Linked DNA regions of Homo sapiens: region 1 is linked to region 2. Evidence: chromatin contacts called from ENCODE Hi-C or POLR2A ChIA-PET data. All regions are on one chromosome and are shown on one strand. The core of a region is the stretch at or near the end of the contact, and the rest is flanking DNA. Distances in the headings are between cores, read along the strand shown. Region 1 holds the start of LINC00385 (long intergenic non-protein coding RNA 385). Region 2 holds the start of LINC00544 (long intergenic non-protein coding RNA 544).

Region 1 (3,862 bases), core at 491-2,990, 220 kb before region 2:
CGGGCTGGCCTCCCAGCACCTCTGCATCGATGCTCATCCGTTCTGCCCATCACGAGGATACTGACTTCCCCTCCTGTGTGCTGGTATCACGCTTTGCCAGCATACACGACGGCAGAGGACACAGACCTGGACATGACTTCCTGGGTCATATAGACCAACTGGGGAGACCAGCAGCAGCCAGGGAGAAACACACCTGTGCTTTCTCCCTGTGCTCCATCCTCTAGATCAGGAGGCCGGGGTGTCCTTGAGGAGGAGGGAGGCTCAGAGGGCTGAAGGGGACAATTCAGCCAGGTGGCGAGGGGAGGGGAGATGCCAAAGGTCTGGAGGTGCTCATGTGCCCTGCCTGCAGGGGGAGGCGGGGTGAGTGGAGCACAATGGGCGGGGGGAGCCTGGTGAGGGCTGACACTGGCGAGGACCTGCGGGAGCTGGTGTGGGATCTGGAACAATCCAGCGTGAGGCCCAGGGTATGGACTTGGGGTCCGACTGCCTAGGTCCAAATCCGGGCTCTATCCCTCACTAGTCTGTGATTGGGCCAGAGCCTTCACCTCCCTGGACCTCCGTTTCCTCACTGTAAAGTGGGACGGTGTGATAATAGACATCTTACCTTCAGAGTTGTGTGGGGAGAAGGAATGAACTGCGGAAAGCCTCTAGCAGACGGCCCACTGAACCGTGAGCGCGGTCCTGCTGACTGAGGGGCTCTGCGCAGCCTCACGGCCTCGCTGCGCTCTCAAGGCCGCTCGTGGTTGTGTGGAGATCACAGCAATGGGGGCGAGAGTGGACGCCGGAGTGCAGGTGGGGCTGGTGCAGACCTCCAGGTGCGGGTAACGGGGACTGGCCCGGGGTGGTGACGGGGGAGATGCAGGGAATGGGCAGACAGGAGAGATACTTGGGGCAAGAACAAACAGGACTTGCTGATGGAGTCGGTATGGGGTGGGGGTGCAATAAGGGACATTGACCCTCAGGTGTGTGGGCTTGGAAACTAGGAGCGTGACGAGATTGTGCATCTGAGAAGTTTCTCTGACTTGCCCAAGGTCACACAAGGTGTAGGTGGCAGAGCTGGGGTTGTTCTGACAACGAGGTGCGGTTCTTTCCTCTGCACAAGCCGGCTTCCTGGGATCGTGGCTCTTCTGGGGAGAGGGACCTTGGAGAGCGCCTGCCTTCGGGCAGGAGAATCTCCACTGGACGAGAGAGAATCTGGAGGTCAGGTGGTTTTCTGGAACGCACATAGCCAGGGAGGGGGAAGCAGGCAGGGGCTGCATCTGGCTGCCTGGGGTGGGCAGGCACTCTCTGTTCCATGCCACACAGAGAGTCCCCAAGGCCTTTCTGAAAAGCTCTTCCCAGCCCTTCCGTGATAAACAACCTGCTGTCCCCGGCTCCGGGCGGGAAGAATCTAAGGGGAGACGCTCCTCCGTTAGTCACGCAAGCTTGCCTGGGTGGTTAGCACAATGAAGCCGTCAAGCCACTAGGCAGGAAGGGCGGGAGCTGGCGTTTCAAGCACCGCTGCCCACCCGAGGGATGTGCAGGGTAGCAACAGCCCACGCCGGCGGTGGGGAGCAGCCTGGTCACCCACAGGAGCTTGTGAGGCCCGAGGAGTGTCCGTGTGGCAAGGCCCCTGCCCCAGCTTTTCATTTATGAAACAGAGCGTGACCTCCAGAACTCACTGGGGTTCTGTATGACGGAGCTCCCCGCGTTGGGCAAGCAGGGTGACCCCGTCCTCCATCATGGCTCTCTCACTGTGACGCCGACCCTCGGTCCCCACGCTCGGCTTGCAGTAGAACGTTTCCTCTCTCCAGGTTGTCATGACAATTTTCACTGAGAAGCTGTTTCTGTAGAGGGAGCAAAAAAAGAAACAGGGGGAAATGCTTATTAAAGCCAGGCCTAGTGAGTCTGAGGATTTCAGTGGTGTCTTTACATTCTCAGTGGCTTCTGAAGAAAAAGTGGAATTTCTGTCCTCTACACCAGCTGGCTGCTAGGAACTTTGCTGTTATATAGAGGCAATGCATGAAGTCCAGAATCCATTACATTATACTAATTATAGTAATAATGATAATAACAATTAAATGTGAGCCTTCAAAGGCAGGTCCCCTCCGGCAGAATCCATTAAGGAGAATGGGTGTAATTATTCGGGCAGTGGAGGCACAGTGCAATTTTAGGGGTGGTCAGTGTTATCCTGATAACAATCCCATTCTCTCCTCCTTCGTCACTGGCCATCTGGCCTTCCAGTGTCTTCTCCCCAGATCTCAACCATCTGTCCATCAATGTCTCACTAATTATTGCAAACAATTCTGTGTAAAATGAGAAGAAAGTAAAGGTTAACTTTCCCATTTTACAGATTAGTCATTGTCTTCCTGAACAAACAGTGAGGAAACCCAGGGGAGGTGACCCCTCAGTGAATGTATCCTACAGAAGAGCCGGATCTGGAACTCTGCTTGAGCAAGCCAGTGTAAAAATTACAACAGCTTACTGAGGTTTCTATTTTTCCTTATTTTTCTCTCTGCACTAAACAAACACACATTCATTGTGGTAAATCTGAAATACATAGAAAAGCCTAAAAGAAAAATCACCCCAAATCTTAATGTCTGGGATTAAACCTAATACCGAGGAATACCTTGTCCACCCAAGCTTGGTGGCTGATGTGAGTCAGGTCAGGAGGGATTGGGAGGTACAGTTCTGTCTTCACGCCCCCCTCCTGGAAGGCTGCAGACTTCTGGAGCTGCATCCATACCCATACAGCTCTAGAACCTCCGCCTGTGTGGGGTTGCGTGTCAAACACTGGAGCTTCTGGAGCTGCCTGGGCTTTGGCTCATTAGAACTCAGGGATGAAGTAGAAACTGTAGGTCCCTGCTGAAGAGCATCCAGTCTTTCCATTCATCCGTTGAGCATGCACCAAGGCATTGAGAGGATAGAGATGATGTTGTGAGGATACAGATAGAGATATAAAGAAGCTGTAGTCCTTATCTTTAAGCAGCTTGCAGACTAACTTGGGAAACAGATGCTTGAATGAACTAGTAAAACTGTGCTCAGCAATGCGCTTCATTTTACGGATGAGCAGAGGGAGGCAGAAATGCAACGTGGTTGTTAGGGTCTGAGTGCAGCAAGTCCCCATTTCAAGATCAAATTTCAGGTGATAGACAACCTCCAAGGTACCCCCCAATGACCCTTGATTTTTGCACCTCATATGGTCTCTTCCCACGCTGCATCAGGGTTGGTCTGTGAGGCCAGCTGATGTGGCAGAGCTGATGATATGTGACTTCCAAGGCTGGGCAGGAAAGGCATTGAGGCTTCCACCTTGTTTTGTGGATCACTTGTTCAGAGGGAAGTCAGCCAAAATATTCTGTGAATTCTCAAATAGCCCTGTGCAGAAGCTGATATTGAGAGCATGGAGGCTTCCTGCTAAAGGCCAGCATCAGCTTGTCAGCCACACAGGTGAGGCTGGGAGAGGATCCTCAGTCCTGATCAAGACTTCAGATGAGATCACAGCCCTGGCTGACATCTGACTGCAACTTCATGAGAGACCCTGAGCCACAGCCCCCAGCCCAGCCACTCCTGAATTTCTGGTCCACAGAAACTGTAAGAGATGTAAATAAATTATTATTGCTGCTTTTAAGCCACTAAATTTTAGGATGATTTGTTATGTAGTATTTGACAAAAAATACAGTATCTCTAGTTTCTCTCCCCCACATACACAGTGTTCATTTTGTGCCGTACACCAGGCTAAGGGATTTGCATTTGTAATCTGATTTAATCCTCACAACAGTAAGGCGGTAATGCCTATGAGGTGAGTATCAGTCTTATTTCCATCTGACAGATGAGGGTGCGAGGACGTAGAGAGGGGAAGGAGTTTGCTCAAGGTCAGGCAGCT
Region 2 (3,692 bases), core at 995-3,494:
GTAAAATGTGATTAACAGCAGCACCTACCTCATAAGGTTGTTGTAGGATTAAATGAGTTAATACAGTAAAGTGCCTGGCACATAGTGAGCACTCAGAAAAATGCTGGCTGTTATGAGGAAAGCAGGATATCTGGGCAGGATTGACAAAGGAGTGTGGCCGCACAACCACACAGATTTCTGTCAATTGTCTACGTAATAACTGTTGCTTCCAAGCAGCTCTCTGGCCAAGCCTTCCCCTGGGGACCCGGGCACTAAGGACACGAGGAAGCCCAGTGGAAAGGCCAGGCCAAGGGAGCGCTGAGGTCTGGGCCTGGCTGAGCATCTCCATGAGGGGCCCTCCGACAGCAGGTGGGAGGGCGAGATCAGGGCAAAGGGGGCCTGTGAGGAAGAGGGGATCATTACAGAGAGAACCAAGAGGAGTACAGGGTCAGCTCAGCCCACTTAGCACCTTTGCACCTGCCGGCCCTGATGACCGGCCATGATCGTTCCATTTTGGGGCTTTTGAAGAGGTGGGGAGGTCCTGGGCCCAGCCAGGACGAGACTGGGGAGTGTTCTGCGGCTGAGTTTGGCTGTGTAATTAAAGCCCTGGTGTCTAGTGCCGAGAAGAAAAGAGAAAACAGCATTGGAACCCAACTGGCAGATGTGCTTGTTGTGCTGAGAGAAATTCACAGAACCTTGTGGTGCCATCTGGCTGAGAGCTGACTGTTTGCATGATGCAGTTCTCACTTAAGGAGGTGAAGCATCAAACTCCCTGGCCCCACCCACCTGCCTCTGCATCTGGGCAGCTGAAGGTAAGGGCACTCAGCAGCCCCGATGTAATGCCACATCCCAGTGTGCTCAGGAGGAAGCCACCAATCTTTGTTCTCTGCCTAAGGAAAGAAAAACAGCTAAAACAAAGCATTCTAGGACTGACCTTTGGTACAATGTTGGAAATATGAAAGAAATATAAATGTAACATTTTAAATTTCTGAAACGAGGAATAATTATCAATTTCATATACACAAAGTAAGCCCAGTAGGCAGGCCTACTAGAGCAGTGGTCTCCAAATTTTTTGGCATTAGGGACGGGTTTCATGGAAGACAATTTTTCCACAGATGGGGTCCGGGGGATGATTTTGGAATGAAACTGTTTTGCCTCATCCTCAGGCATTAGATTCTCATAAGAAGCACCCAACCTAGAGCCCTCACTTGCGCAATTCACAATAGAGTTCACGCTTCTATGAGACTCTTATGCTACCGGCTGATCCGACAGGAGGCAGAGCTCACGTGGTAACGCTCACTTGCCCACCGCTCACCCCCGGTTGTGTGGCCCGGTTCCTAACAGGCCACAGACTGGGACTGGGACCTGCCCGAGGCTGTGGGGTTGGGGATCCCTGTGCTAGAGGCTCTCAGAAGCATTCTCCATCTCCAGATAATATTCTGTCCCTCCACATGTGAAGGAGACACAGAGCTTTCCTGATGGAGCCTGGCAGGTCTGTCTGTCTTTATACACACCCATTGTATAGAGAAGTATTCTGGATCCAGGGTATATCATGATCATTGTCAATTTTCAGAACATCTCCTGGGCTGGTGAACTGTGGTTAGATAATAAAGAGTTGCTGGTGAAATGCCTCAGGGTGTGGTTAGAAAAAAGAAAGAAAAACAAGTGGTAATATAGGGTGCGGGGGGAGGTATGGGGAGGCTGGGTAACTGTGATTTTTAACTCAAGAAGGAAAAAGGGAGAGGAGAAAAAATGAAGACTCTATAGCTCATCTAGAGTGAGCCAAATTGGATCCCAAACACTAACACTTAATGCACTAAAAACTGTATAATTCAAACATCTCTCAACACAGAAGATGGGTACCACGTGTGTAACAAAACATAATTGAGCTGAGGTGAATCCCTGTCCTTAAAAGAGGTTTATAAGCTAATAGTGGTGATGAAGGTGAGGAAGACTCTTAGTTCCACTCAGAAAGTGAGAGGATCTGAATACTCCAGAAAAGGAAAAAGATAAGAGGAGAGATGAAATGAGATTGGCAAATTGTTGATGATTGTTGAAACTGAGCAATGAGTATTGAAAGGCAGGGATCATTACCTGACTCTTCTATCCAGGAGGCCGTTAGTGGACCAGGAAGTCAGGACAAGATCTGAGGTGAAGAGCTGGTGAGGAGTGAGACAGCTGCCAAGGTCCACCTTGTTCCCCTAAGGAGCTGAGCTCTTTCTCTTCCTTCCTTTTAGACAGGTTCATTAAAGCTGGCCCACTCCACATGACCTAGAAGGACTGGGTCAACCCTGAAAGGTTTGCTCCATAGCCCAGAATGACAACCTCTGACATCACAAATGCAGGATTGGAGAAGGCATAGTTGGCATGCAAGCCGTATTGATTTTTTTACAAATCAGAGCTTCATGCTTGCTGCTGAGAACATTTCACCGGGCCACGAAGCTGCTGCAGGAAGTTTTCAAGTCCTCTCCTCTACACCGTGACCTTAACTTAGAGAGCACTCTCAGCCCCTCCTCCCATCCCCCCGCACCTGCCCAGGTGGGCCCCACTGCTCTCCACACCCACACCCACCTGGTCGTTGCTCTCTACCGAGGAGGCTCTCCCTGCTTTGCTGTGCTTTTGTCAACTTTCCTGCAGCTTCCCTGTTCTGGGAGGCTGAGCTAGAGTGGAAACGACCAGCTTCCCCAAACAGGCAGCTCCGAGAAGGCGTCTGCTCCGCGTCTGCTCCCACTGAGCCAAGGTCCAGCCCAAACGCTCAAATTAGAGCTTGTTAGCCAATTGCTGAAAAACTGCAGGGGGACTCATTTGTAAGCAAACTAATGAGACATCCCAGGATAGAAAGCCTGGTTTTATTTTTAGCATTTCAGAGCTGACACCCCAAACACCTCTATAACCACCTGCCAGTCTGAAGAGGGAACAAGCAGAGCTCAGGATGTGGTGCCGTGCGAGGGCGGTAAGTGGAAGGAAGCAGCGCATGGGGAGGGTGCCTTGGAGACCAGAGGAGCACAGCAAGGGGAGGATGCTCAGCTCTCACACCTGCTCTGTCTTGGTCATAATGAAAAAACAGCTCTGACACAGGGAGTGTGTCAGAACACCACAGTACCCTCTGGGACTGTGTGGGAAAACAAAAAACAAAAACCAAAACAAGGGAGACTCCTTCCCTCTTAACCTCAAATGGTCCCTCTTAACTCCAGACCCTTGAGCGTCTTGCTCCGCCACTGCATGGGGCAGGTGCAATGTACTCTGTGATCTGTGATCTCCTTGCTATATTCCTGGCAGGGGCTCTGCTACTGTGGGCTTTCACAGCATGACTCCAGCCTTGCTGCACTCAGGCCTCACTGTCACCAAGTGGGCTGGGGCTGCCCACCAGGGGGGCATGCAGGGCCTTTCCCTCTCCCCATGCCCTGGTCTCAGGTACACTGCTGCTGCATGCCAGCTCTTTTCTGCTGCATCCTATGCAGCCACTGGGCCACTTGCTCCTCCCAGGCAAATGCTGAAGAGACACTCTGCTCTTCAGCAGATTGGTGCACACCTATATTTAGCCACATTGTGGAATATAGTGACAATGATACTTTGTACTCAGGAGACACCTTTTATCAGAGGAGTGTGATGCACTCTGCAAACATCATCAGCACGGCACCCTTGGGGAGGAAAGACTGTGCCAAGTCTTCCAATCCCCAGGCTTACAGCTAGAGAGATTGAAGCCAGGGAGG

Evidence for each region. A loop is a pair of places that touch in the nucleus more often than their neighbours do. ChIA-PET counts read pairs that join two places held with the same protein, here RNA polymerase II (POLR2A). Pooled maps may share reads with other maps.
Region 1: a loop to region 2 is called in a pooled map, with 3 times the contacts of the local background. The contact joins the promoter of LINC00385 here to the promoter of LINC00544 in region 2. A Hi-C loop is called at or near these places in 9 of 50 pooled maps. POLR2A ChIA-PET finds 5 or more read pairs at or near these places in 2 of 52 experiments (CD4-positive, alpha-beta memory T cell and activated CD4-positive, alpha-beta memory T cell).

Annotation. Positions count from the first base shown.
Region 1 is chr13:30,151,640-30,155,501 of GRCh38, reverse strand. LINC00385 (long intergenic non-protein coding RNA 385) reads right to left here and starts at 1,740. Exons shown (of 2, transcript NR_187533.1): 1 at 605-1,740. LINC00384 (long intergenic non-protein coding RNA 384) reads left to right here and starts at 2,428. Exons shown (of 2, transcript NR_138041.1): 1 at 2,428-2,468; 2 at 3,353-3,616. RefSeq lists an enhancer at 1,044-2,243.
Region 2 is chr13:29,935,083-29,938,774 of GRCh38, reverse strand. It overlaps LINC00544 (long intergenic non-protein coding RNA 544), which reads right to left and starts at 2,244. Exons shown (of 5, transcript NR_033889.1): 1 at 2,074-2,244; 2 at 1,494-1,573; 3 at 766-869. RefSeq lists enhancers at 2,811-2,930, 3,061-3,180.